Linked DNA regions of Mus musculus: regions 1, 2, 3 and 4 are each linked to region 5. Evidence: chromatin loops called from intact Hi-C (ENCODE). Cell type or tissue: heart. All regions are shown on one strand. Links, peaks and the distances in the headings refer to the core of each region. The heading gives the core; the rest is flanking DNA.

Evidence for each region. A loop is a pair of places that touch in the nucleus more often than their neighbours do. Peaks named below come from ENCODE experiments on the same cell type or tissue, not always from the same donor. Only the 100,000 strongest peaks of a DNase experiment are listed, where the experiment ranks them.
Region 1: it touches region 5 in a loop (6-fold over the local background); 7 of 42 quality-filtered maps call a loop at or near these places.
Region 2: a loop joins it to region 5, with 3 times the contacts of the local background. A loop is called at or near these places in 10 of 42 quality-filtered maps.
Region 3: a loop joins it to region 5, with 3 times the contacts of the local background. A loop is called at or near these places in 12 of 42 quality-filtered maps.
Region 4: it touches region 5 in a loop (3-fold over the local background); 14 of 42 quality-filtered maps call a loop at or near these places.

What each region holds. Positions count from the first base shown.
Region 1 is chr14:66,145,261-66,150,260 of GRCm38, forward strand. It overlaps Chrna2 (cholinergic receptor, nicotinic, alpha polypeptide 2 (neuronal)), which reads left to right. Exons shown (of 7, transcript NM_144803.2): 5 at 1,146-1,255; 6 at 3,527-4,559. Among named protein-coding and RNA genes, the nearest start is that of Chrna2, 6.8 kb to the left of the region's middle. In heart, for the core only: a CTCF peak has its summit at 2,478 (motif pointing left); DNase peaks (open chromatin) are centred at 831 and 2,451; H3K27ac peaks cover 250 bases; H3K27me3 peaks cover 341 bases.
Region 2 is chr14:65,842,440-65,848,422 of GRCm38, forward strand. Ccdc25 (coiled-coil domain containing 25) reads left to right here. Exons shown (of 9, transcript NM_145944.5): 3 at 3,857-3,896. Among named protein-coding and RNA genes, the nearest start is that of Ccdc25, 8.1 kb to the left of the region's middle. In heart, for the core only: a CTCF peak has its summit at 3,027 (motif pointing right); no DNase peak of the experiment used is centred there.
Region 3 is chr14:65,834,562-65,840,544 of GRCm38, forward strand. Ccdc25 (coiled-coil domain containing 25) reads left to right here and starts at 2,741. Exons shown (of 9, transcript NM_145944.5): 1 at 2,741-2,923; 2 at 5,887-5,934. The coding sequence starts at 2,896. In heart, for the core only: a CTCF peak has its summit at 2,628; DNase peaks (open chromatin) are centred at 2,760 and 3,030; H3K4me3 peaks cover 1,780 bases; H3K27ac peaks cover 1,441 bases.
Region 4 is chr14:65,775,651-65,781,633 of GRCm38, forward strand. No RefSeq gene overlaps it. Among named protein-coding and RNA genes, the nearest start is that of Pbk, 27 kb to the right of the region's middle. In heart, for the core only: a CTCF peak has its summit at 3,433 (motif pointing left); no DNase peak of the experiment used is centred there; H3K27ac peaks cover 1,188 bases.
Region 5 is chr14:65,590,056-65,595,846 of GRCm38, forward strand. Elp3 (elongator acetyltransferase complex subunit 3) reads right to left here and starts at 3,057. Exons shown (of 15, transcript NM_001253812.1): 1 at 2,870-3,057; 2 at 451-550. The coding sequence starts at 2,945. It also overlaps a transcript of Nuggc not described here. In heart, for the core only: no CTCF peak of the experiment used is centred there; a DNase peak (open chromatin) is centred at 3,066; H3K4me3 peaks cover 1,671 bases; H3K27ac peaks cover 1,109 bases.

The DNA.
Region 1 (5,000 bases), core at 1-5,000, 560 kb after region 5:
TCTGGATGCGTGATAGCTACTTGGGTCAGGGGCTGCTCTGAGCCAATTGCTTCTGCTATTGCTTATTCTGGAGTCATTGGAGGGTCTGAGCCTCATCTCTATGGATGAACCAATGGGAACCAGAGTGAGGGGGAAGCTTTAAAAGGTGTGTGCAGTCATGTCATGGGGGGTGGTGTGGTCCTAGATCCTCGATCACCACGATTGTCCTGGTCACTCATGCCAGGGTTGTGGAGGAGGAGAGGAAAGGGCACAGTGGTGGAACCAGGCCTTCTGCAGCTGCCCAGGACTAGCCTGAAATGCTGGAGAAGTTATTAACCCTCTGGAAGCTCCTTTCTCCCCATCTGTGAAGGGGTGGCTCATCTGTCTTAGACCTATGGCCGTCAGATGCCCCCATTTGATGTAAGTGTCCCCAAATATATGAACCTGAAATCCTAAAGGATATACCAGAGAGGGAATAAGAGCTCGGTATTGGGAACTAAAGGGTAAAGCTCCGTTTCATACAGTGCTTGCCTGGGTTTGACTCCCCAACACCGCAGGCACTGGGCATGGGGCTCATGAACTCCATCCAGAGCCTGGGAAGAGGGGCTGAGAAGAAGCAAATGTTTAAGGTCGTTTTTTACCTTTACAGTAAGTTGGAGGCCAGCTTGTGCATGAAACAAACAAATAAACAATAACAAAATCTGGTTTTAAAATGCACTTGGACCTGCTCTGGTGGAACACAGTTGGGACCTAGAGCATCCTCTTCCTGCTGGGACTCCCTGGATCAGGAGGTCTCCAGAGCATAGTTGGAAGGTCATGGGTAACTCTCCTGGCTGTCTCTGGCAAGCCCTGCCTGGAGAAGGAGTGACTGCATAACAGATTCACTAAGTGGGGAGCATCAGAACAAGGGCCAGAGGCACAGCTAGAGGGCCAAGTGTGCTGGCACTGGCTGCCTGGGATTTTCACTACCAGAGTCGGAACAAAATGGGCTGCTTATCAGAAATGGTTTGCCCTATTCCCATAGCAGCCTTTTCCTCGTGCCATAGACTCTGTGGATTCTGTGGGGGCTAGGAGAGGGACACAGGGGTGCTACAGTCCCACAGCTCCTCAGATCACCTAAAGGTCCCGGTGGGGCAGTGCTCTGATGTGACCACTCCCCTGAGCAGGAATGGAATGACTACAAGCTGCGCTGGGACCCGGCTGAGTTTGGCAACATCACCTCCCTCCGCGTCCCCTCAGAGATGATCTGGATCCCAGACATTGTTCTCTACAACAAGTAAGAAGCCAGTTACTAATTAAAGTGCATCTGGGAGGGGAGAGAACTAGGCGAGCAAGAGCTCTTGCTGGGCTAGCAAGAAAATCTGTTTGAATCCTCAGTGGTCACATAAAAGCTGGGAGTGGTACTCTGGCTCGCTCTGTCTGTCTGTCTGTCTGTCTGTCTGTCTGTCTGTTTCTGTGAGTGTGTGTGTGTATGAGAGAGAGAGAGAGAGAGAGAGAGAGAGAGCACTTTAGCACTGGGGATAGGGGAGACAGGTAGATCCTAGAAGTTCACTGACCAGTCAGTTTAGCCAGACAAGCCTTCGATTCTTGAGGACCTGTCTCAAGAAGTAAAGATGGAGCATGGTCAAGGAAAGATACTTGATGGCAGCCTTAGGCCTATACACACTCAAATATGCACAAGCACTACCCACACATGTGCACACACCACACACATACACACATTTATTCACACATGTGTGCCAGCACACACTCTCTCTCTAATACATACATACATACATACACACATACACAAACATGCATGCATATATATACACAGACACATACTCATGTGCACTGGCATCTCTCTCTCTCTCTCTCTCTCCCTCTCTCACACACACACACACACACACACACACACACACACACACACTTTCTCATAAAAGAAACTAAAACTTATTCTTTCCTTTTTGGCTTGGGTAAGGTTTCACAGAGAAATCCAGACGTTAATACTTAAATGATGGCAGTGTCTCTTGCTAACATTTTCTAAAGCAGGTCTCTGGGGGACACTGCTACCTTCTTGAGATATGAATAGGCATGGAAGGTTCTTGGTGGTGGTGTGTGTGGGGGGGGGGGGGTTGGCATGTGACATAATTTTGGATAGCATAGTCACCCCCTGGTGGTCTAAGCCTTAAACACCTGTTGTTTGCTTCTGCAGGAGTCATATGCCCCGAGTTCCCCAGGCCCCATCTCTGTGCCCTGAGGTGGCACCTAGGATCCTTCCAGTTTCTGGTTCTCTCTGACAGATCAGGAACAAAGTCCCAGCAGCAGATTTATCTGAGTTTTTAAATTGTCAATAAGACAGCTGGTTGCTAATACCTGATTGCATCAAGTTCTTCTGGTAGGACAAAGGCTAGTCAGAACAGCTGCATTTAAGGGGTGTGTGAACGACACCCTCCTGCAGGTTAATAGGCAAAGGGTCAGTGAAGTCACATGGCCTCTTCCCCCGAATGGGGGCCTGCTGCCATCTAGTGGTAGTTATGTGAAATGACCGAAATTATCACTACCGGTTTGGGTTGAATGTAGGAATTGGGGGTGGAGTTTAAAGACTATTTCTACCCAGGGAAACCCAGAGTCCTATGGAGTCCTGCCTGCCGATTTCTTCCTTGTTCTTGTGAGGCTTCCTGTTTTTATGCTCTTGTCTCACCTCCCAGGTCAAGAACTAATTAAGCTTTCACAGTAATCCTGTTGAGCCCAGCCAGAAGTCCCTCCTGATCTCAGAAGCATTCCAAATGCCCAGTTGCATGGTGATGTCATGTGACTATATTTCATTTCCATGTGGTTCCCCAAGGGCAGGAACCACATCTCACATCCCTCAGGTACAGGCCCTGGTAGATGAAACTGGCCCCAAATACTGTGCTAAATGCACAGAGTACAGGGAGTTTCCTCACCAGCCAAAATGTTAGTCTCGTCTGGAAAGGAACGAAAAAGATCTGGGTACAAGATCTAGGATCCTCCTCCTCTGGAACTGAGTTCCCATTTAATCGTGAGGGAGATCAAAACACTCAAAAACCTTTACTCTAGTCAGGTATGGTGGAGAATACCTGTTATTCCAGAACTCAAGATACTGAGGCAGGAGGATCACAAGTTTAAATCCAGCCAGCAAGTTGGGGGCCAGCTGGGGCCACATAGTAAGATCCCTGTCTCATAAAACAACCACAAAAACTTCAACATACTAAATGGATAATAACAGGATCAGACTATAAATGTCCCATGATTTGAAATATGAAAAATTAAGGAATAGTCTTTATGACAGTCAGATATATAATTATGACATCAAAATGGCAATCGTGGTTTTTTTTTTTTTTAGTTTATTTAAATTTTTTACTTCTGCAATTAAAACACTGGTATTTGAAAAGGCAACTCAGATACGTCTGTCTGTAGGAGAGATTTATCTTGCCCTTGCTTGGATGACTCTACTTAGCCAGTCAATAGTGAGTTTGTTTACTCAGTTGCCCTGCTTCACGGAAGAGGCAGATATGCAGGATCCCAGCTTGTCTCCTCTTCCCAGTGCAGACGGGGAGTTTGCGGTGACCCACATGACCAAGGCCCACCTCTTCTTCACGGGCACTGTGCACTGGGTGCCCCCAGCCATCTACAAGAGCTCCTGCAGCATCGACGTGACTTTCTTCCCCTTCGACCAGCAGAACTGCAAGATGAAGTTTGGCTCCTGGACATACGACAAGGCCAAGATCGACCTGGAGCAGATGGAGCGGACGGTGGACCTGAAGGACTACTGGGAGAGCGGCGAGTGGGCCATTATCAACGCCACCGGAACCTATAACAGCAAGAAGTACGACTGCTGCGCGGAGATCTACCCCGACGTCACCTACTACTTCGTTATCCGCCGGCTGCCGCTGTTCTACACCATCAACCTCATTATCCCGTGCCTGCTCATCTCCTGCCTCACCGTGCTCGTGTTCTACTTGCCCTCTGAGTGTGGAGAGAAGATCACGCTGTGCATCTCGGTGCTGCTCTCCCTCACTGTCTTCCTGCTGCTCATCACAGAAATTATCCCATCCACCTCACTGGTCATCCCACTCATCGGCGAGTACCTGCTCTTCACCATGATCTTCGTCACCCTCTCTATTGTGATCACAGTCTTCGTGCTCAATGTCCACCACCGTTCCCCTAGCACGCACAACATGCCCAACTGGGTGAGGGTGGCCCTGCTAGGCCGGGTGCCCCGGTGGCTGATGATGAATCGGCCCCTGCCGCCCATGGAGCTCCATGGCTCTCCAGGTCTGAAGCTCAGCCCCACTTATCATTGGCTGGAGACCAACATGGATGCTGAAGAAAGGGAGGAGACAGAGGAAGAGGAGGAGGAGGAAGAAGATGAAAACATATGTATGTGTGCAGGCCTCCCAGACTCTTCCATGGGTGTCCTCTATGGCCATGGCAGCCTGCATCTGAGGGCCATGGGGCCTGAGGCCAAGACTCCATCCCAGGCTAGTGAGATCCTGCTGTCACCTCAAATACAGAAAGCACTAGAAGGTGTACACTACATTGCTGACCACCTGAGGTCTGAGGATGCTGACTCTTCGGTGAGTTGGGATGAGGAAAGCCCCTCCCCACCCCGTGGGTGACTCTGCCAGCTTAGCAGGGAAAAATCCAAGCCCAGGGCATGCCCTTGGGCAACCCTTTCCCTTCTTCTTGTAAGGACCAGTCACCCTCAGTCATGTCCAAAGAGTCTGGACTTGATCATGAAAGGGAAACACTAGCTAGAAGTCCTCTGGTTACTTCCTGGCCGATGGCAGAATACCACAGGGTCCATCCCCCTCTCTTCAACCTAAGTGGGGGAGAGTGAGGAAATTGGGGAGCTCAGATGCTGGTCTCCATCTGCTTTGTCTTTGTCTGGGCAGTCCCTCTATGAGAGGGGCGGGGTGGGGCGGGGCAGGGCAGGGAGATAGACTGCTCTGAGAAGGTACAGAAACCAAATACAAACGCATCCACTCAGTGCATGGCTGGCCGCTGCACTACCCTGT
Region 2 (5,983 bases), core at 375-5,374, 250 kb after region 5:
GTGCCAAGCTTCAAATCCTTTGCATGACTCTTTCAGTCCTGGGCATCAACTGCAACTGAGGCTGCACCTTTACCAGTGGCCTTCCGTGGCCTCTCACAGTGCTAAGCCTCAGCTGCTGTTCATGACCCCTTTCATGCCTTTAAAACCACTACCACTTGGGTGACTCTTACCCATTACCAAGTACAGCTGCAGCACAATGTACAACCTTGGCTCTCTCTGGAACACAGTTTCTTTGTGCTTTCAGAAAACACTTCCCAGAAGATTTCAGCTCAGGATGCTGGTCTCTTAATCACTGCTAATTTCTTAGCTTCAGCTAACCAGCATCAATTGTCCCAGTAGTCCCTTCTGTTTTTCCAGCCAGAGTCACATGGCTGAAGCTGCCATGTTCTACTCCCTGCTGGGGCTGGAACATGCTCCCACCCCACCCCACCCCCTTATTCTGTTACAACTCCCTCACTGCCTAAGTGTGGCTTTCCTGGAACTTGCTCTATAGATTGACCTTGAACTCAGAGATCTTCATGGATCTGTCTCCTGTAATGTTGGGATTAAAGGCTTGTACCACCACGACTGGATTTAAGCTTTTCTTCTAGAACATGCTTTGTCCCAGGCTGGCCTTGCACTGTTTGGTTTTGTCTTCTGGGATTAAAGGTGTGTACCAAGATGCTTGGATCTAAATTTAGCTGGATGGGATCTTGCCCTGAAATCCCTTAATCTGTTATCTCCTAGAACACAGGATTTAGCTCCATTTCACTTCTTTTGCCCCTTTAATACTCGAACCATATATTTTATATTTTTCCTTCTATGCTTGCTATGCTTGTTCAGAACACTCTTCATGAGACTGAACCAGAGATCAAGTCTCTGCTGGGCTTTTTTTTTTTGAGGGTTCCATTGTCAATGCAATTAATATAAATATCTTTACCTTAGACTCAGGTAGACTCTTCAGACAAGGGCAAAAAGCAGCCACATTCTTCATCAAAATACCACAAAAACACTCTCTAGGCCACATACTGAAATTCTTCTCCACTGAACCCTCTTGGGCCAGGTCTGCACAGTTCAAATCCATCTCAGCAACAAAGTGTTTCATATTCTTACTAGGAGAGTCCATTAAGCCTCATTTAAAGCATTCCACTGCTTTCCCCAAGTCCACATTCCTCCAGACAAAAGCATGGTCAGGCCTACCACAGCAATACCCTAGTCCCTGGTAACAACTTCTGTCTTAGGGCTTTACTGCTGTGAACAGACACCATGACCAAAGCAAGTCTTATAAAGGACAACATTTAATTGGGTTAGCTTACAGGTTCAGAGGTTCAGTCCATTATCATCAAGGTGTGAGTAGGGCAGCACCTAGGAAGGCATGGTGCAGGCAACGTTGAGAGTTTTACATCTTCATCTGAAGGCAGCTAGTGGAATACTGGCTTCCACTAGCAGTATTCCTGGCAGCTTGGACTAGAGTATTAAAGCCCACACTCAGTGACATACCTACTTCAGCAAGGCTGTACCTCTCAACAGCACCACTCTCTGGGCCAAGCATACAAACCATCACACAGTGCCCACCCCATAGGAGCACTCTTAGCTGGTGGGTAGAATCCCTGGAACTTCTTAAGCTCCCAGATACCACTCCCCACCTTGCTTCTCTGGGAACATTCCCCGGGGTCCGTCTGAGAGCTAGCTGGTCACACTGTTGTCTGTGTGTAATCTTTTGATATTCCTTATCTGCTTTTCCCATTTCTTTCTAAAACTATCACAATCTAGTTTGGTACAGCTTGACATTGACAACAGTTAGAATTTGATAGTTTATATGCATTAAAAGAGACACACATACCATCTTCAGTAAGAGATTCTTAACAGTAATGATATAAACAAGTCCAAAATGGGTGCTATAAAGCAGAACTGGTAAGATCAAGACTGCCATTATGAAGTGAGAAACAACAAATCACAGCAAGATAGAGTAGCCCACACTTTGAAGCAGTCTTTCATTGTAATGGGTGTATGGCGTTGACTTAGGTGTGACCTAATGGTAAGTCATCCATGTTATACTAATACTTAAGTTTTAGTTTCTCCTTGTAGCCCATGATAACACTGGTCCTGGAGAAAAGGAGGCTGTTTCATGTTCTACACTGAATAGTAAGCCACTGCTACAAGAGCCATAGTTACTTAGAATGGATATGAAAGCAGATGCCAAGGCTGCCAAATGTGGTTTTCTTTCTACTACATCACAGTGGAAGAGCATGAGACCACAGCCACTGGGAAGCACTTAGAGCCAGGCTGCTTCCTGAGTGATGCAGGTTTTGCACACTATAACTGGGCGGGTGTGTGGGGGGGGGGGGGCGGGGGGGAGCTTTACATATTTCTTAAAGGCCGGCGCTGTTCTGGTTCACATGGGTGGACTAGTGGTGCTTCTGACATTTCCGCCTGTCTCTGTTTTCCTTCTGTGGTTGTCTCCTCTTTATGGAGGGAGGCCTCATTCCAGCCTCTGTTAGGAAGATGTAGGTGGCGGTTTTGCTGCATTCTGGCATCCAGACACAAAAAGTAGCATGTACTGACTTTGTTGTGAACCTAAAACTGCTCTGAAATATAAAACCTGTTTTAAAATGTGGACAAAATGCAGTTGTTACCACATTACATACTAGCACATGCTGTAGGAGGGGCGGTTTGAGGCACTGAGTTGAGAAGCCTTCACATTTGTGGTAGAATTTATGCCTAGAGACACACCCCTAGATGCAGAGTCCATTTGTGAGTCTAGACGTCTAGAGCCCTCTGGTGTTTTGTGCCATTGTGTCTGTATATATGGAACACTTGCCCATCAGGAGACTTAGAGTTGAATGGAGTTGTCAGCCCCTCCAAATTAGCCTTATATGAAAGGAAGCTGCATTTTAAAGTCCCCTTTTGGAAATATTCTTGGCTTCACCCATTTATTTCCAGTAGCCAGGCAGTTTCCAAGTAAGCTCCACACTGGATACAACATAAATGGAATTTTTAAGTAGTGTATTTGCCGAACTCTTGGCAGGTCTGTTCTCTTCATAGCCAGCAGGTGGCCTCAGCCATTCATAGCACACTTACCATTAGTTTCACCATTAGTATTTTCTTTTACTTTTTTTGGTGATTTGTTCAGTTTCCCACTTTCCATAGTAAATTTCTAATGTCTAGCAGAAAGCTTCCGGTGTCAGCTAGTGCCAACAGTGTCCTCTCCAAAGGGTTGTGTATAGCTTAGCCCTAAGGCTGTCCTTTCTTAGGTACGTTTAAAGCCATCACATCGGAATCACATGCTTTCCTCGCAGTTGTTAATTGACTTTACCTTTAATGGCTTACCTGCCACGTATAACTTAAAATATCAGATCATACAGTACACACACACAGTCGTTCCCCACCCTCAGAAGCTTGTTCCTCTTCATCCCTCCCAAGGCTTGAGATCCACTCCCTACCTCCCAGAGTAATTCCTTCTCACTCTTTCACATCTGTCTGCTGCTGCTTCATCTCATTCGTGATCTTTCCTTTCCTTTTAGACTTTGTTTGAAATATCCTTAAGTATATCCTCTGTATATCTTTATCTTTTTAAGTATCAATATCTTAAGTATATTGTCTGACTGTAAAAGCTGTATTCTTTCTTTTTTTGTCAAGCTTCCAAGTCCCCACCACTGTTTTCTTCATCAAGGAAGAGAGAGAGAGAGAAAGAGAGAGAAAGAGAGAGAGAGAGAGAGAGAGAGAGAGAGAGAGAGAATGAGAGAGAGAGAGAATATGTTTGTGTGTGTAGAGGGGTGATAGTATTTTTTTCCCCTTACCAACATAAAAATCCTGGTGTATTTCCACTTAGCAACTTTCTTAGTTTCTTTTTTCCTCCTCTTGTATTTTATTGTAGATGAAGATCTGATAAAGTATGGCTGGCCTGAAGATATTTGGTAAGTAGCAAATATCTGTTTCATTTAGATTTCAGACTTGGAGATCTATCTACCTGCTGCCTATAATTTAAACACATTGCCTCCATGCTGTTTTCGTTCATGGGGTTTCTGAGTGAATAGCCGCTGTGCCCTTCAGTGTTCACTCTGACCAAAGAGAAGGGTGCGGGCGGGCTCCTAACTCAGCTTCTTACTACGGTCTTGTCCATGTTCATTCTCCAGTGCTTATTCTCTGTCCTGGAACCCAGTCTTACCACTTCAGTGGCTATCATGCTTCCTGGCTAAGTTCTCAGTGTATTTGGGGATGATGGCAATAATGTACATGTTTCAAGTACTTAACTGCCAAGTGTCAATACATTTAATCTCACAACAGCCTCTGCAGTGTTGCTACCATGTCCACCTTTCAGATGAGGAACAGAATAGGTCTGCTCTGGTTATTATTGGCCCAGCCCAGGCTCTCACAGGCCCAGCTCAGCTTCTAAATGTTGAGGTTGATTTTCCCTCACCTTAGGGCACCATTCTTCCCTGTTCAGTTCCCTGCTCCCCGCTCCCCCCTCCCTGCCCCAGGCCCATTGCTGTAACTGTCTACAGACCTTTTCTCCAGCTGTGAGCTCCCCAGCCCACTGATTTCCTTACAGTACTGTGAGGTTGGACGGCCACTTTTCAGAAGAGCTGGTTCCGTTTTCAGTAAGGTGGATGGCCTTGAGTAGGCTACTATCTCGGACTTTTATCTACTTGGTTATAAAGGGCTCTAGTTCATGGCTCCAATGGGCATGTTCTCCTGTCATTCTGATGTCCGAGTTGAAAACCAGTAGGCTTCCAAATGCTGACACCATTGCATACACTAGCAAGATTTTGTTGAAAGGACCCAGATATAGCTGTCTCTTATGAGACTATGCCGGGGCCTAGCAAACACAGAAGTGGATGCTCACAGTCAGCTATTGGATGGATCACAGGGCCCCCAATGGAGGAGCTAGAGAAAGTACCCAAGGAGCTAAAGGGATCTGCAACCCTATAGGTAGAACAACATTATGAACTAACCAGTACCCCGGAGCTCTTGACTCTAGCTGCATATGTATCAAAAGATGGCCTAGTTGGCCATCACTGGAAAGAGAGGCCCATTGGACATGGATACTTTATATGCCCCAGTACAGGGGAATGCCAGGGCCAAAAAGTGGGAGTGGGTGGGTAGGGGAGTGGGTGGGAGGGTATGGGGGACTTTTGGGATAGCATTGGAAATGTAAATGAGGAAAATGCCTAATAAAAAGTATTAAAAAAAAAAAAAAAGAAAACCAGTAGGTGGCAGAAACATGAGGAATTTGAAAGGCACAGTTCCTACCGGCACAGTTCCTAGCTTCTGCACTCAAGTGTACCATCAAGTTAGACTCTGCTTAGGTAGGGCCCCTTCACTCATGTAGGCAGATTGTACTGCTGGGAATTTCTGGCCTTCCTTCAGAAGGCCCTACAACCTCCATAGGACAGTGATTTACCTGTTCTGTGAACAAGAGGTCGTCAGTGTTGGAACATAACAAAAGTTTATGCTTGACTCACTCACTGCCTTCGTAGAAACACACATGCTGAAGGCTTCCTCACCATGAGCGCTTCCTTGTCTCGCCTTTGAATCCCTGTCATCCCCAGCTAAAGCCTCTTTGATGCCAGTGTCTGTACTTCTTGGTGAGGTCGTTACCTCCTCTCTTTATGTCCCCTTTTACTCTTTTCAAGGTAGAGTTTAACTCTATTCCAGGCTTTCCTGGAACTCACTTTCTTGCCTCTGTTTTCCAAGTGCTAGAGCTACAGCTACTATGTTTATCTGTGTTGTATATTAGCCTACAGATTTGACACCTAGCTGCCTAGTAGGAAAGGTTATATATTCAGATACACCTTGAAAGTCAGTTTACCATACCTTTTAAATATTTTTTTAAGTTAAAGAGGTATAATTTCTAGTTTATTTAGACAGATTTCTAATTTAAAACCCACACTAGTAAATTACAGCTTGAGTTTTTTCAATTTTTTTTTTTTTTTTAAGGTTGAGACTCACCAGGATGATAGCGACCTAGAGTTCCCTTGTGGCACCTTTAGTAGGCTAGGGA
Region 3 (5,983 bases), core at 490-5,489, 240 kb after region 5:
CCAAATGTGGATACAAGGAATTGACCTCAGGTCCTCTGCAAGAGTAGTCTGTGTTCTTAATAGCTGAGCCCAATCTCTTGAGCTGGATCCTTTACATGTTTTATTTCACGTACTCCTTACACAACCTATGAAGTTTGTATTATCATTCCTCATTTACAGAAAATGAAAACGAAGGCCTGAACACAATCACTATTTACAGGGAAGGCCTGTGGCACTCCAACTCCAATCAAGTGTCTTTTGGCAAGCAGAAATGTTCTTAAAACACTCACAGGCTTTTAAGGAGTTATTAGTGTCTAGAAGTCTCAGACAAATGTTGAAAGGAAATAAAACTTGAGACCTGTGAGTCACGTAATGTATGTCAAATAGCCCAAAGAGTTGTTTGTGAGCTTTGAAACCTGGGGCTGAGAACATAGCAGAACAGACCAGGACATGCCTGGGCAGGCCCATCGCCTCCCTATCTCCCACCCCTCTGACTTAAGTTAAATGTTAACAGGCTGCTGATGTTTAAATGGACCAATCATGTGAAACTGCGCCAATTCCTCCCCCAGTCCCACTCCTTTTCTATAAAAACCCCTAGCTTCCAAGCCACTGTCTCCTGTGTGAGATACCGGAGCTCCGCCATTAAAATACCCGTGTTGTTACATCAAGGTGTTGTGTTCTATTCGTGATTCTTGGGTGCACGCTGAATTGGGAGCTGAGTCGGGGTTTCCCCACTAGGTTCTTTCTTTTTTTTTTTCCATTTTTTATTAGGTATTTAGCTCATTTACATTTCCAATGCTATACCAAAAGTCCCCCATACCCACCCACCCCCACTCCCCTACCCACCCACTCCCCCTTTTTGGCCCTGGCGTTCCCCTGTACTGGGGCATATAAAGTTTGCGTGTCAACTAGGTTCTTTCAATGTCTAGTTCTAAATAAGTCTAAGCGATGGATGTCCTTCTTCATAGAACAAAGCTGGCTGGAATGAATTGACAAATGGCTAACATATTATTGGCTATTTGCAGGAATCATGAGTGAGTCAGCTACTCTTTTACAAGGTAGAATAAGGTTTCTACTAGGCAATGGTAGAACAGTATGTTTTGTTGAGGAAGATGTCTTTGAATCGGAGGCCTCACTACTTCAAACTCTGCTACAACTCTGCCTCCTGTTGTAATAGGGCCCAGACCTTAACAGAACTGACTCCATGATGAAAGTGTCATTCAGGCTATAAAACTCAGCACATAGACCTGTCAAAATGAAAACAAAGATCTAATCCATCAGAGTCCATAGTTCTGGGAAAGTCTCTAAATGCACTAAGCTTGCTTTCTGACTTCTGTAGTTCTTGTTAACTGAGGAATGTCAACCCAGAACATGTTTTTTTGTGTGTTTAAAAGCTCACCCTGAGGAAAGACTGAGAAAATGTTGCACTGGGATCCCAAACATCCAGTGTAGTATCCGGCCAACTAAAAAAGACTTTCTATTGGTTTAAACCCATGTTGGAGCAGTCTTCTCTGGTGGATAGCCTACAACATTGACCAGCACCAGGAAACCCAGAATGATAGTGGGTTTTGTAAAGTGAAAGAATTAGAACAATAGTGGAAACTGCTTAGTGGGAGACTCTGGCTAGTTTCTTCTTTTGAGAGAGTTAAAGCCAAAGAGGGGACATTTTTACCATCAGGTTCTACTTGCCTAGAATTTCCTGCTCTATGAAAGACTAGGCTCTCCAGGGACGGTAAAACTCCTTTTCTGTAGCCCTTTTGTGTGGTCTGACTTTTGGAGCTTGTTGGAGGGATACAGCCCGAAATGGACTCTCATATTTTTTCTTTATCAGAAATAAGAAAAACTTCCAAGTCAAACCTAGGAAGGCTGTGGAATTTTGTAAATTTATAGCAAGAGGTTCTGAACTTCAGAAGTTTGGTATTTGTTCAGTCTTGTAGGTAATAAGGAGCAGACATTAGATTTAAAGGAACAAAAAATAGCCCTACTCGGAATCCCAAAAAAGGAGAGTGTCTCTGGGTAGTAACAGTAACAATTCATTTGAGAACCTTCTGTCCTCGATGCAATTTAGTTCATTGTTTGACTGGGCAAGACAGTGCAGCATTTCTTCCATCTTGTATTCTTGCTGAGGCCATCTCAGGCTTAGATAGGGTTTGATGAACATTACCTAACTCTATTCTGACTAGTTTGGTCAAGTCAACAAACAAAAAACACAACAAAACCCTCACCTATGTCAAGTAATGGGAGAATGAGTTTATTTAAAAATTGGTTCTTGGGGCTGGTTAGATGGCTCAGTGGGTAAGAAAGAGCACTGACTGCTCTTCCGAAGGCCCGGAGTTCAAAACCCAGCAACCACATGGTGGCTCACTATCGTCCGTAATGAGATCTGATGTCCTCTTCTGGTGTGTCTAAAGACAGCTACAGTGTACTTACGTATAATAATAAATAAATCTTTTAAAAAAATTGGTTCTTACTGAGTGCCTCCTGAGGAAATGGTTACAGGGACCCTTAACCATGCATGAAAAAGGCAGTTTCTGCACGCATGGAGCCCATATTGGGTTGAGTGGGAAGACATAAAAAGCGATGACCAACTCTCGTGTCCACTTAGTAGAGCCTCTGAAAATAAAGTCTGCCCTTAGTATTTTTTCTTTATGACTTCAAACAAGATGTATTTCCCCAGCTAATTTCTTTCAACCAGACGCTTGAGCGGAATCCTCAAAATCCCCGGGACACCTGCTCTTCCGCCAACACCCTTCCCTTCGCCAGGACTAAAGATGGCGCTGACAGGACGGCGTTGTGACGCGACGGCACGTCCGCCGGAAGTGTCCTGAGGAGAGCCTGGAAGCCGGCTCACCCTCGCGCCGGCGGTATCTCAAGCTTCGCGTTTTGAGTAGGAGTCGCCACTCTTCTACCAGGATCATGGTGTTCTACTTCACCAGCAGCAGCGGTGAGTGACGCCGGGGCCCCTGCTTCCAAAGCCGGCATTCCCCAGCCGCCGCGCTGGGCTTGGACTTAGTCCTGAACCGCGTCCTTCCGCGGGCACCTCTCCCAGAGCCTTCTGGTTCCCTGCTTGGCCGTCCCCTCGGCTGCCTGGTCGTCCCCTGGCCCCGGTGGTCGCGGCGGGAATGCGCCCCCGCTTTCTTTATACCCGGTAATCATTCTCGTCCCCACTTGACAGACCCGCCAACGCTTCCTGGACGTGTGTGCGTTCCAGCCTAGTCCCCCACGTCCCCGTCGCAAGCCTTTGCCCTAGCGTTCTGCCCGCACCTTGGAGCGATGCTTGACCAGTGCGACAGGTGCCAGCAGATGTCTCCTGCAGGAAGAGTAGCTTGCCCTCCTACGCAGGGAGGGCCTGGGGTGCCGCGGAGAGCAATCGGAGGGCTGGAATGTTAGTACAGCCCCTCCCTGGGCAGAGGTGATGGTCCAGTGGACGTCTGCTAAGGCTACTGGGTTGGTTTTGGAAGGCCAGAAAGAGCTGTTTCGGTTTCCAGGAAATGCCGCGTCAACTTAGTTTCTCTGCCCATATTGTCCAGAATCAATTTCTAATTTTAAACTCTCACCCCATTAAAATAGCGCTTGCCTTTTTGAAGACACTGTGTGAGACCCAGTTTCCTCGTCAAGATAAAATATGCATTTCTTTCTGGACCCCCCTTAACATTCCTTTAGGACTGCTCTCATGTGGTATTAAAAGGTGTCTGCTTGAGCTACCGGGCAGGTCTCTTGAGGGGCAGTCTGTCTTGTCTCCTTAGCATAGTGCCCTACTTACACAGTTGGCTGCTGTGTTGATTTTTGCCCCTTCTTGAGACAGTGAGTGGCTCAGGTTGCTTCAAACATAGACTCTCCTGCCTGAAGGCTCCCTGACGTTGGCATTACTTTCTAGGTCCCCAGATCTGGAGTTATTGTTTGGTGGTTTTGTCTCTTAGTACTTTTTAGTTTGTTTATTTTTGAGACAGGATCTCATTATGTAGCCCTTGGCTGGCCTAGAACTCACAGTGTAGATCAGGCTGGCTTTGAATTCATGCTACCCTCTGCTCTGCCTCCCCAGTGCCGGGATTAAAGGCATGTACTACCTAGCCTTTCATGATACTTTTAACTGAAGCATTATTTTGTGAAGCGTCCTTCAGTGTGAGGTGTTTGTTTGTTTTTCTTTTTTGTAGCCATGCTACTTCTAAAAATTATTTTATGTCTGTAGGTATTTTTCCTACATGCGCATCTACATACTACTTGTGTGCCTAGTGCCTATCAAGGCCAGAAGAGGATGATAGATCCCCTGGAACTGGAGTGACAGACAGTTGTTTGAGTTAGAGTGTTTGTCTAGTATTCCTGAAGTCTGGGGTTTGATCTCTAATACCACAGAAACTGAGTATGTGGTCCACTCCTGGAATCCTGTGATCCAGGAGGTGGGGGCAGAAACTCCCTGGCCTTCTAAATGTATGGTCCCTTGGTCCCTCCCTCCACCCCTCCTCTCTCTCTCTCTCTCTCTCTCTCTCTCTCTCTCTCTCTCTCTCTTGCATTTTTCGAGACAGGGTTTCTCTGTGTAGCCCTGGCTGTCTTGGAACTCACTCTATAGATATAGACCAGGCTGGCCTCGAACTCAGAAATCCGCTTGCCTCTGCCTCCCGAGTGCTGGGATTAAAGGCGTGCGCCACCACCGCCCAGCGAATGTATGGTCTCTTAACTTTTATTTGTTTTTTGTTTTTTGTCAGTCTCAGATAGACCAGACTGCCCTAAGCCAGCCTCCGTAGCTAAGGACAGCATGAATTCCAGACCCTTCTCCCACTCAAATGCTGGGACTATAGGCATACAACACCATCACTGCCCTGTGTGTGTTCTGCTCAGGGGTACAGACTCTCCAGCCAACTCTGTTTCTATCTACCAGGTCTTGTGCTTTGTAGACTGAACACCATCTCACAAATTTAGCTCCATTTAGGGTCCAGCAAGTTTTGGTAGGGTGTGTACCTAGTTCTTTCAGTCCTAATCTTGTACTTTAGAATCAAGATTAAGGAAAGCTTTCTAAGCAACAAAATGCTCATTACTTCAATGTAAAAACTAGGATTTAGCTTGTTTGAGGTAGCTGGAGGGCGTTAGAGCCAGTGTTTGGAGAAGTTTGAGAACTGTGGTTCCCCTGAGTGGAACAGGGCATCCACCATCGTAGCACAATGAGATATAAGCAATGCCAGCTAGCTAAGTTTTAAGAATACATTATATTCATTACATATACTATGCACACACACATAGACACACGTTTTTATATAGTTGTTTTGAGACAGGGTTTCTTTGTGTAGCCCTGGCTGTCCTGGAACGCACTCTGTAAACCTGGCTGACCTCAAACTCAGAGATCCACCTGCCTCTGTCTCCCATGTGTAGGGATCTGTTTTTAAATGTTTGTAGAAGAGATTGTTGTTCATTATGGGGAATGGTTGTTGTTGTTGTCATTATTGTCATTATCGTTGAAGAAGGCAAAAGTATAGGGCTGAGCTGGAAATTGCCATTAAACTTTATCCCTTAAGAGAAATTTAAAAATAGAGATATTTTCTTGAAAAGGAGGAAAGCAACTATTCAGCAGTAAGCATTGCTAAGCATCATCTTTGGGGACAAGTTACTGTTTTACGCTCAGTAAGACTTAATGAGTTCGAGGCCAGCCTGGTCTACAGAGTGAGTTCCAGGACAGCCAGGGCTACACAGAGAAACCCTGTCTCGAAAAATTAGAAAAAAAAAAAAAAAAAAAAAAAAAAAAAAAGACTTATGCAGTCTATAGTTTAGTCTTGGCCTGCTGCTATCAGTCATTTAAAAGGATACATCTTATGCTTAACTCAGAGGATGCATAAGAGCAGGTAGGTGAGCCAGGTATGGCCCATGGCCATGCAATGGGTCCCCACTAATTGTCTTTTTATTTTTGTTTTATTTTAGTTAATTCATCTACTTACACTATTTACATGGGAAAGGATAAATATGAAAGTAAGTTTACAAAAGCATTTGATTTTGAAATTCCAGGCAGGTAAGTGCT
Region 4 (5,983 bases), core at 611-5,610, 190 kb after region 5:
ACAACAGACAAAAGAAACTCTATCAACAAGGTGGAATAAACAGATACTAATGTAAATATTTTAAGTGTGAACATGGCAATAAATAAGGTGAAGTGTCAAGAGGTCTCTGCTGGTTTTCTGCCACGTCCAGAGACCCAGCAAGGAGAGGAAAGCGACTAGGTCTGGAAAGGAAGGAGTTAAACATTCATAGGTGAGGGCTCACATTTATAAAATTCCTGAATAAGGGGTTCAGCAGATGGCTCAGTAGGTAAAAGTAGGTCCTGCCAAAGCAGGAGGACCCGAGTTCAAATCTCCAGGACCCACGTGAACATCTAGGGTGTGGCCTTGTCTGCTTGAACTCCCAGCACTGTCGGGGGCAGAGGCAGAAATGTTGCTAGGATATACTGGCTGCCAGCCTAGTGCCAGGCTCATGAGAGACCCTGTCTCAGAGGGAAAAAACAGAGAATGATTGGCGGTCTCTGTTCTGAAACTGCCCACTCTATGTGCGCATACAACACCCCACAGCAACTCCCCCCCCCCATACACAGACCAATTTAAAAAAACAGAACAATCTATAGGTTTTTGCTAGCATGCAGATACCTTTGTTGCATGCGAGCATAAGTAAGACGCAAACTTCAACCTAGGCATAACTAGATCGGAGAGTTGGCACTCTCTCAAGTGGGACACTAGGTATTTAATATCTAAGAGAAGAAGGAAGAAGAAAGGGGACAGGAAAAATTCCCCTCTGCACTGGAAAGAAGTATGGTGGTGTGTGGGAACTAGGGATATGATTTGCTCTCCAGGTAAACGTCACCATTTTTGTTGTTGTTGTTGGACCATCACTTTCAAAACCTGGAAGCAACTTCCCAATAGCAGACTCAATGGGCTCATCTTTGGGAATGGTAGTACCTACCTTCTGCGTTACTGCCGAAGAAAATATTAGCAAATAAAGATGGAGGGCTGGCAATGTGGCTCAGCCTGTAAAAGCGCTTGCCTCCCAAACTTGACTGGAGTTCAACCCCCAGATCCCGTGGTGGAAGGAGAGAACCGACTCTCTCAAGTTGTTCTCTGACTTCCAAATGTACACTGTGACATGCACATGTCTACATACACACACACACTAACAATAACAACAACAACAATAATAATAATAAATCATTTTAAGACAAAAATAAAACTGTTAAATCCCTACATGAAACGTCTCAGTCGTGGGTAACTGCAGCTTGGCGCGATTACAGAGCAGAGATTTTATTATAATTAGTGGAGGTCTTTGGGACAATAGAAAGATTATGGAATGTTGAAAGGAAAATTCCTGTGACCAATTACATTTAGCAAAATTAGTGTGAGCAAGAAAAACCAAACAAAAGTAAGCAAAAGAAAACGCAAAAGCCAAAAAAAAAAAAAAAAAAAAATGGTTAAAGAATCAGGCTGCTTCCAAAACCGGAGCAGATTCTGAGAGCTCCAACCAACAACATAATCTGACGTTTATAGAAAATGGAACTGTGAGAGACAATTTAATTGGTTACAGCTTAATTAGATAATTGGCTACAGAGCCTCCTGCAATGAACTAAATAAAGGCCAGCTACTGTGATTAAATTCCATATTGGCTTGACTGTTGGGCTTAGTCCAAATCAGTGTCTCCTATAAAGTTTTATTTGACAGGAATATGGGATCGAAGGACCGAGATTCCGATCTTGGTTCCACAAACTCGTGGATGAAGAAGGGCTTCCAGCCATTGTTACAAATGAATGTATCCTAGGCACCTTTAGTTATGAGGTCATTTGAAAGTGGCTTACAAACTCTGAAGCAGCACTTGAATAATAGTTTGGATAACAGGGAAGATTCTGGGCTATGGGAGAGGTAATCTTTTTTATAAGTGTGGGGAATTGGTGTTCAATAAAGAATAACACAGGGGCTGGAGGGATGGCTCAGTGGTTAAGAGCACTCCTGTTCTTGTAGAGGACCCAGGTTCAGTTCCCAGCACCCACATGTTGGCTCACAGCCATCTGCAATTACTGGTCCAAAGAGTCTGGCACCCTCTTCTGGTCTTGAGTCCCAGGCACACCCATAAGGCAGTCCAAACACCCACACACATAAAATAAAATGAATATGTAAAGAAATATAAACTATAGTGCGACAGATACCGTCACGAATATTCTAGGTGAAGAACGGGTTGTATTTCAGTAGATGTCATTATTACAGTGGGAACATCCAGCATAATTTTGTCTAAACTTGGAACATAAATAAAAGGAGGGGCTGGGTGTGTCATCCTGTTGCGACAGTGCCCTCCAGCAAGCAAAGCACTGTAGGTGGAGGGTGAATACCACCAGTCCCTAGGAGGAGGAGTCTGGAGCATCAGAATGTTAGCATTCCCTCTAGGCTCCGCCCCACAGTTACCTGGCAACACCCAGGTATGCCTGACTCACTATAAAAGGAGCTGTTTTCCCCCTCTTCTCTATCTTACTTTCTCATTCTATTCTCTTACTCACTTACCCTCTCTATCCCGTCTCTCCCCATCCCCCTCCCCACACTCTCTCCACATGTTCCTCCTCTCTCTCTCTCTCTTCTCCCTCTCTCTCTCTCTTCCCTCACTCTTTCCCTTCCTCCCCCCCCTCTTTCGCTCTCCCCCCACCTTATGCCCTAAATAAACTCTATCCCATGCTCCTCAGGGGGAAGGGATGTCTCAGCATGGGCCCACAGAGGCACCCCCTTCCACCTCACCATACCTTGCTTCTACCAAACATATCCTGGTTCTTTCTTTTTTATAAAACACAACGTTCAGGTCAATTTCAAGTTTATTTTCAGCCAGCCCAGACTTGGTGAGACCCTGTCTTTAAACACACAAACAAAAAGAGAACACTGGATTTTTTTTTTTTTTAAATTATTCCATGTGGGTTGCGCAGAGGCCCTTGGGTTCAACTCTGTTCTAAATTGGCAGGCACTTAAATGTCTGCAGTGTGGGTGGTTTTAAATAAACATGTTGGTGGAGCACTAACTGCTCTTCCAGAGATCCTGAGTTCAATTCCCAGCAACCACAGGTGGCTCACAACCATCTTTAACAGGATCCAATGCCCTCTTCTGATATGTCTGAAGATGGTGATAGTGTGCTCACATACATAAAATAAATAAACCTTTGGGAACTGGAGAGGTGGCTCAGCAGTCAAGAGCACTGACTGCTCTCCCAGAGGGCCTGAGTACAATTCTCAGCATCCACATGGTGGCTCACAATCATCTGTAATAGGATCTGATGCCCTCTTCTGGTGTTTCTGAAGAGAGTGACAGTGTACATTTAAAAAATAAATATATCTTATTAAAGAAAACACGTTGGGGCTCAGTTCTCTGCAGTTTCACAGGGCATCAGGTCAGAAAACTGAAAAGAATTATCTGAAAAGCTGGGAGCAAATCAAACTTCAAGTTTACCCCTGCTTCAACATGTCTGCTGTCAGCTCTCTGGTGACATCTACAGGCAGACAAGAGAAACTACTCCAAGAAGTCTAGAGTCAACCTCAAATTTTGAAGTCAGGTCTTTTTTTTTTTTTTTTTTTTTTTTTTTTTTTTTTTTTGGTTTTTCGAGACAGGGTTTCTCTGTGTAGCCCTGTGTCCTGGAACTCACTCTATATACCAGGCTGGGCCTCAAACTCAGCAATCCACCTGCCTCTGCTTCCCAAGTGCTGGGATTAAAGGCGTGTGCCACCACTGCCAGACTTGAAGCCAGGTCTTAAGTATATGAAGATCACCATACTGTCTCATCAGTAAGACTGGGTCAAACCTGGTTGTGGTGAATCTCTGAGGAATTCCTGGCTGCTGCTGCTGTTTGCCCATGGCCATCTGAGGAGGAGCCAGGCTCAGCAAGCCCTGCAGCTCATGGCTGTCAGAGGTAGAAAGGATACTAGATAGAGTCAGGAAGGATACTAGAGGTCTATCACTCGGCCTCCTTGTTTTATAGGTGGGAAAGCTGCAAACAGAGGAGCAGAGACTGAGCAAGTGCATTCAGTGTTTCATTTCCTAAGCTTTATGGCTTTGACTGTAATAGAGAACCATGAGTGCCCAGGAAGGCGTTCAAAGAACGTCAGAGTATGAATCCCCCACATATAATACTTTGATATAAGGTCTGTTTCAAGCTGAAAACAATTAAGGAGAAATGTACAGGAGACATCTTTCTACCTTTCCCCTAGAGTGGGGTAGAACTCTGTAAAGTCGTCCCTCCTTCCTTCTCTACCAAATAGGGACTAAATTATCACATGAGATGACCTAAGACCCTTCACAGCCTGGACACCACACTGGGGTATTCTATGCAATGAAGAAGTCTTTATGAAGCAGGTAACTGGCTTCCCACATGTTTGCATTTCCACCTTGCACTGTCCCCAATGCTGTCTGTTGTCTGTTGACAATCTCTTTAAGTCTGAATTAGTTCTACTCTATGTCTTTGAGAGTCTGTTTACCTCTGGATTTCTTCTCACAAGTGTAGGAGACATACATGTTAGTACACATCTGTTTGTTTACCTTTTGTAAATCTGTCTTTTGTTATAAGAGACCTAGACAACAGGAAAGAAGGATAAAAAGAACTCCCCCTCCCATCCCATCCCCTTCCCCCTCCCTTCTCCTCCTTCTCCTCCTTCTTCTCCTTCTCCTCCTCCTGTACTTTCTGGCTCATATGTTTAATGGTTGGCCCAGATCTATACTGCTAGACAAGAGAGTGCATGTGAGGTCCAAGCTCCACAGCCAGGAACAAAAGAGGGTTATAAATAGCCAGAGGTTAAAGAGAATCCAAGGAATCAGCAGCAAATAGGGGAAACTGTAGTTACAGGCACACTGGCCACAAGGCAGGCAGACACTGGCAGACACCTGGGTACATACACGGGTAGATGGGCACACAGGTCACAAGATAGGCATACATACCTATACAGGCTAGCTGACAAACACAAAAGGTGGAGGCATTCACCTCCGACATCAAGGCTGCATTTATAGAGAATCACACCAAAGTGGTGTCTGCCATGAACAGGTTTATAAAAGGTCACAGGTTTATAAAAGGGTACACCACTGCTTGCTTTGGGGGATCCTCAGACATTCAGTGTCAGCCATTGCTTTGTATCCCAGATGTCTAGCATTGGCTACATCCAGCCACATCAGAAAGCCATATTAGTGCCATGTTATCTAAACACAAACTAGCCCATATGACCCCCTCTTCCCTTCTGTAAACACCACATCATTGACTCTTTGACAGAATAGTTTGTGAGTCAGAAGCCATCACAGGTTAATTTGATAGCTGGAAGTGTTGGCTATAAAAATGGCGGTTTGTACAATGCCTAATTGTTTTCTTATTTTTGGATGTGCTGTTGACTAAGGAAGCAATCCATTTAAGTTGCTGTGGAAGGTGTTTCTGGCTTCCAAACAGACTTCATAATTTCCAGATGGTAGTGGCCCAGCGTAGACTGCTGGGAAGAGGAGTGGAGGGTGTGGGGCGACAGTGAGTTCTTCTTACTGTTGCACCTGGCTGCAGTAACAGAGAAAAGTAGGTCCCAGACTGTTCCTGCCTGTCACTGACCAAGCGATGATGGGGCTCCTTCAAGCCTGACCCTTTTCACTCCCCAGGATATCTACTTCGGTTCTGTGGACAGCCTGCACTCCGCAGTGGTATAGTTACTCCAAAAGTCATGTGTAGTGGTACAAGCCTTTAATCCCAGCACTCAGGAGACAGGGGCAGGCAGATCATTGCGAGTTGGAGGCCAGCTAAGGACCTGCCTGGGCTACATAGTCTCCAAGCAGGAAACAAACAGTTTCTCCCAGTAACCATGCTGTGGGGAAAAAGAAGAACATTATTGGTTTTTAACTCAAAGACTAAACTATAATAGGTGTAATTGATGCAAGGTTTTGAATGAATTACCTTGAAAAAAGATTAGCTGATGCCATACTTTATAGCTCAGGGACTTGGAATGGATTATCTCCAGACCACAATTAATTGGCAGAATATGGAAAATAAGCACAGACTCCTGGAACTCACAAA
Region 5 (5,791 bases), core at 1-5,000:
GAAATAAACCTTTTCCTACCCAAGTTGCTTTAGTGTTTCATCAGAGTGGTCATTCTAACTAGGACCCCTTTCCTTCGGTTTCTGTGACCTGCAGTGTACTCCTGACAGTGCCTGGGGTACTGAAAGTGCCAAGGAAGGCCAGAGACAATTAGAGTCAGAGGCTTCAGCACAATTGTGTCACCGTGAAGCATGTGACAAGGCAGGAAACTACAATTCTTAACCACTACACAGAAAACAGGTAGCTTTAGGTCAGTTTGCAGAACAGCCTGGCTCTACTGCCAGGCACAGCGGGGCATGCCAGGAATTCCAGGGCTTGGGAAACTTAGGCAAGAGGAATGTCTTGAATTTGAGGCCAGCTTGGGATACAAAATGAGACCCTGTGTCAGACAGACAGATCAACCCTTACTTAAGGACACGACAGCAAGACTGCCCTTCTATAGATCCACTTACTTATTTAGATCGACGTCTTTCCCCTGCTCATGAGCTTCAACCAGCTGCTTGATAACGTCTCCTATAGTCAGCATCATCAGCTCAGCCGGGCTGAGGTCCCCTGCAGAGAACATTTCAACCACAGAGTCTCATCATTCAGTCTCTTTAACAATTATTTATTTGTACATGCAACGAAATTTTAAGTGTGTCAGTCAGGAGCCTCTTGAGTGTTGAGATTACAGTACGTACTAGCTGGCCTGGCCTATCTAAGGGTCTAGCTGCATTTCTAAGCTACTGTCTGCTGACCTGCATGATCCTGTCTTGGCAGCCTGCTCTCTCATCCACAGACACAGGAGATGCTGGCACGATTGCCACATCATCCTACTGTCAATCACAAATGACTCATCCAAGCATAAGCAACCCATCCAAGCCAGAAAAATCTCAGCTCTTTTTGTCAAGGGTCAGGAGAGCCCATCTTTTACCAGCTGACAACAGTGGTGCGCTGTGTTAGCTTGGGTGATGGCAGCAAACACGCCTCCTGCCTGCTGGTGTGAAAAAGAAAGAAGTCATCATAGGAGTGTGGATAAGAACACCATGGAAGTCACCCATTTGAAACTCACAATGACACTGTAAAGTTGGTATTGTCGTCCTATTTTATACATGTAAAACTGGATCAAAGCAAGTTCAGATGTCATTGTAAAGGGCAGGGTTAGATCTCAGGTTCAGGTCTTTTTACCATATTGTGCACTGTGTACTCCACCAACTTAATGAGGCAAAGCTAATACATATCAAACAATGAGAGAGAAGTCTATGGATAGCCAAAGACTAGTGATTTCCCAGCATTCTCAGTTCTACAAAGGTGCCTCAGAGGCTATGTAACAGAGGTGGACTTGGGGTACGGGATGAGCACAGAAGATGAGATATCACCCTGTCAACTTGCATATCTATACATCTCCATCTATTTGGGTGAGTGTGTGTGTGTGTGCATGCATGCGTGTGTGCGCATACACATGCATATGTATTAAGACCACTGCAACTCTGTTTTCTTCTTTCTACATTAAAAACTTCTGCATAAGACTTCATCTAGAGAGTAAGAGGCTGGGCTAACAAAAATAAAAGATCTGAATACTACTTGGGCAAACCAGTAAGAAGTATTTCATGGAGGAAAGAGAATTAGCATCATTAAAGAAAGGTCAGGGTGTAAACCAAGGAACAACAAGAAGGAACAAGGCTAGGCATAAGAACTACCTATTCTGGTGAAAGGAGATCTATCTAACTTGACCACAGGTTGCCTGAGCAGGGTTCAGTAAGTAGACAGTACACTGGCCACTAGGCAAAGGCATTAAACGTAACAGAAAAAAATTATACATTCTCAACTCTGTAACTTAAGAAAAAAAAAGTAGTTTTTTTAAAAGAGAGATTACCAATATAACAAATATGTCAGAAAGCTAAAAAAAGAAAGATACAATCAATGTAGATGATAAACAAAAGCCAGATCTACACACATGAAAACTTCAGTTTGAATCCCTGCTCCCATGTTCGAAGCTAGGCCACATTCATGCCCGTAACGTGGGGACCATGGAGGAGTGGGCAAGGGAGACGGGCTGGCTGGGGCTTGCTGATTGCCAGCCTAGGAATAAACACGTTACAGTAAAGTAAGATCAAACGGATCTAGTGCATGTTGTGTTTGATGTGACAAGTATATAGAACATGTCTAGAAGGGCAGTTCCAGTTAGTGCCAAGAGCGGTGACCAATACCGCACTGACTTTTCATTTGATGCTTCCGATGTCACAGGCAGCTCCTCACACTAAGTATAAACTTTGACTGGAAAAGTTAACCAAACCTCAGCTTTTTCGAGCATGAAATGACAACACGTCTTCAAAATGACTGGGAAAGGCTCAATACCCAGCTATTATTGTGACATCCAACAGTAATATTATCAGACCAACTCTTCAAGGGCAGTACAGAGTTAAGAATGGAATCTATTGCAAAAAAAAAAAAAAGATTTAAAAAAAAATGACTTCATCCTGTTGAAAAAAAAACCAAAAACTGCACAGTTACTCCAGACTACTCCGGAGGTAAAATAAATGCAAGTAAGTCACGTAAAGCTATTGCACAAACTGCACAATCTCTACCTTAAGGAGGCCTTTCCTACTTTAAGATTTAAAAAACAAAAACAAAAAACAAAAACACCTTAAATAAACACGTCCAGTAAATTACCGCAAATTAACCTGCAACTCAACACCTATCTCCTCTGAAAGTTATCTTGGAATAGCAGTACCGTTTACCCATCTACACAAAAAACAACAAGTAGTCTCTTCCAAAGGGGAAGAGAGAAGGGGGCTGTTTTACAAAGGACAGATAGGAAGGGAGGCCCGCCAACCGGGGTCCCGCGGGCCCAGACCAAGCAGTAATTCCCATGGAAAATTGAGCTTCAACCTGTGATCTCAGAGAATCCACTTCCTCCCTTGCGCCCTTGTCCCACGTATTTTGCACCTTTCCTCTTTTGCCTCATCTCTGCGCTGGCGTAGCAATATGCCACCACGTTACCGCGGTTTAGAAGGCGGAGAAACTTAGCAGCCGTAAAGCCGCCCGGGACTGTCGTGAAAACACAGCGACTGTACCATAAAGCTCTTCCCAGAAGGCGGAGCGCGGAGCCCCGCCCTGTCTAGGTGGCAGCTCCCAGCTCTCTGAGACTGGGAGGGGATGTGCACAGTGATTTAGTGGGGCATTGGAGAATTCCTGGGGACCAGAAAGGTGGATCTGGGAAGTAACGATAGTACAGTTTAGACGCTTCTCCAAGAAGCTGGGACGAAAGTGAATTGTAACCAGAGTTCCTTAAGCAAAAGCCTGGCCTTTGACAACTTCTGCAAGAGGGGCTGGGCCACTTGTCGCTAGTATAGCCAACAATGTTGACATAAAGGAGACCAGATTCGCCCTCCCACTGACACCCGGGGTGTTGACATACCTTTTTTTTTTTTTTTTTTTTTTTTTTTTTTAAGTTATGGAAGAATTGAGGGCAGGAGACAAGAGGTATGTTTAAACAGTCCTGGGTTAAGATGTGGTCTGGTTGATCATTATCTCAGTTCTGGTTTTCAAGGTGGTCAAAGTCTTTATCGCTGCATCCCTTCCGGAGATCCATTTAGCTCCTACAAGGTGAGATCATTCAGTGCTCCAAGGTGCAGCCCTGACGAATAATAGTCCTTATATAGGCAGGAGTCTAGCCTTTGAGACTTTGTTTTCTCTGGACTCAAGGTGACTTGTAGGTTTAGGACGATTAATCTTTGTACCTTCAGCCAAAATAAAGGAGACAGGCACAAAATGAAGACAGATACCAGACCTTTATCTTGCACTTAGTTGCTTGTCTAAGTGCCTATTTCAAGAATCTTGGAAGTGAGTAGCCCTTGTGTGGGGACTTGGGAGCTCAGATACACCACACATAGAGATGGGATAGAAATCCCACATACCATGAACATTAAACCTTCAGTGTGATAACGCTAAGTTCTGATTTCCCTAAAAGACAGCAAACAAGAAGCAAGTATCAGTTTGATCTTTCAGGCTTTGCAGCCTAGAGGATTCCTGGGTCTCTGATTTTTCTTGATGACAATCTTGAAAACACTAGGTGAGACACCATGTACAAAATTTTGCAACATCTGGAGATGGGACTTGGAATAACTTTTTCTTGAAACCCTTCCATGACCTCCTTTGTGTATGGACCAAAGATTAAGAATCCTTGATATTAATAAAGAATGGAAGGTGTGATGTTTCAAGTTTCTTATTACCCAGTAGAGTTGAGGTAGCTCTGACTTGGTTGTCACCACTACACTGAAACTGTCCTGGTCAAGACTTTGAGATTTTTCAGTGTACCAAATTATCTTAATACCACCCTCTTGTCAACAAAACTAACTTCCCTGAAAATATTTTTTTAGATAAGGGCCCCCCACTCTAGAATTTTCAATCATTATTATTATTTCAGTCTCTTATAGATATCTCTGTCTCACTTCAAGCTAATAATGGTCTTATTGATCCTGTCTCTTTCTAGCGATTCTGGAGTTCCATGGTCTTTAAATATCATCTTTCTACTCTCAGATTTATAGTTCAACCTCCGCTTCTTCCCTATTTGACATCTCGGTAGATTTTGATGTCGAATGTGTATCTCGGAATCAACACATAAGACAGAAATCCTCTGTGGCCCTGTGCTGGTTGGTCTTATGTCAACTTGACACATAGACGAGAGCTATCTGGAGGGAGGGTAACTCAATTGAGAAAAGACAGTCATAAAATCTGAGTGTAAGGCATTTTCTTAAGTAGAGATTGAAGTCGGAGGGCCCAGTCCATTGTGGGAGGTGCCTTCTGGGGATGGGGATGGTCCTGGGTTCTATAAGAAAGCAGGCTGAACAAGCCAGGGGCTTCTACATCAGCTCCTGCCTCCAGGTTCCTTCTCTGAGTTTCTGCTCTGGCTTCCTTCAGTAATGAACTATGATGTGGAAGCCAAATAAGCCCTTTCCTCTCCAAGTTTCTATTGGTCATGGTGTTTTGTCTCAGTGACAGAAAAAAAAAAAATACTGCCAAAGCAGACTACAATGTCATCAAAGTTTGGGAACCACTAAGTAAGGCAAGAGATTAAGGTGTCTCAAATCAGGATGGAAAGCCATGGAAGTGCTAAGACTTGTTCAGATTCTGAAATTTTTTTTTTTATGATTTCCACAAATCTTCCACTCAGTGTGGGAAAAACAAAAGAGACCTTGACACTCAGTATGAGATCTCAGCTTTTGGATTAAGGAAGGGGAATAATGTAGTTGTTGTTATCTGATATGAAGTGTGTGTGTGTGGGGGGGGCTGGCTTTGGATCTGATGAGTGGCAAACTGTGAGAGGTGTGCTTGAGGTCCCAGTTGAGAGCTTTAGGTGTATGGTGGAGTTTAAAGTTGTGAAACAGGGTAAAAGAAGTAAAGAATCTCCCATGATTATCAGATCAGAGACAAGACTAATAACTAGCAAGAAAACTGGCCAGACATCTGGGGTGTGGGGAGAAAACCAGCAGAGAGTGGGAGACCTAGAAGCCAAGAGAAATATGTTAAGAAGCAGAGAGTTATCAACTGTGTCACATACTGTAGATGAGTCAAGGAAGATGAAGATTGTATTGATCAGGAGCCTTGGGAGACCTTGATGAGAACAGTTTGGGGGAAGAAGAAGAGACCCAGCTCCATTGGAGTAGGTTTATGTAATCACCAATCTTGGTTATCAACTTGACACAGTTGGAAGAAATTCAACTGAAGAATTGTTTCTATCATATTGGCCTGTGGGGCATTTTCTTGATTGCTAACTGATGGAGGGGGACCTAGCTCGACTGCATGGTACCA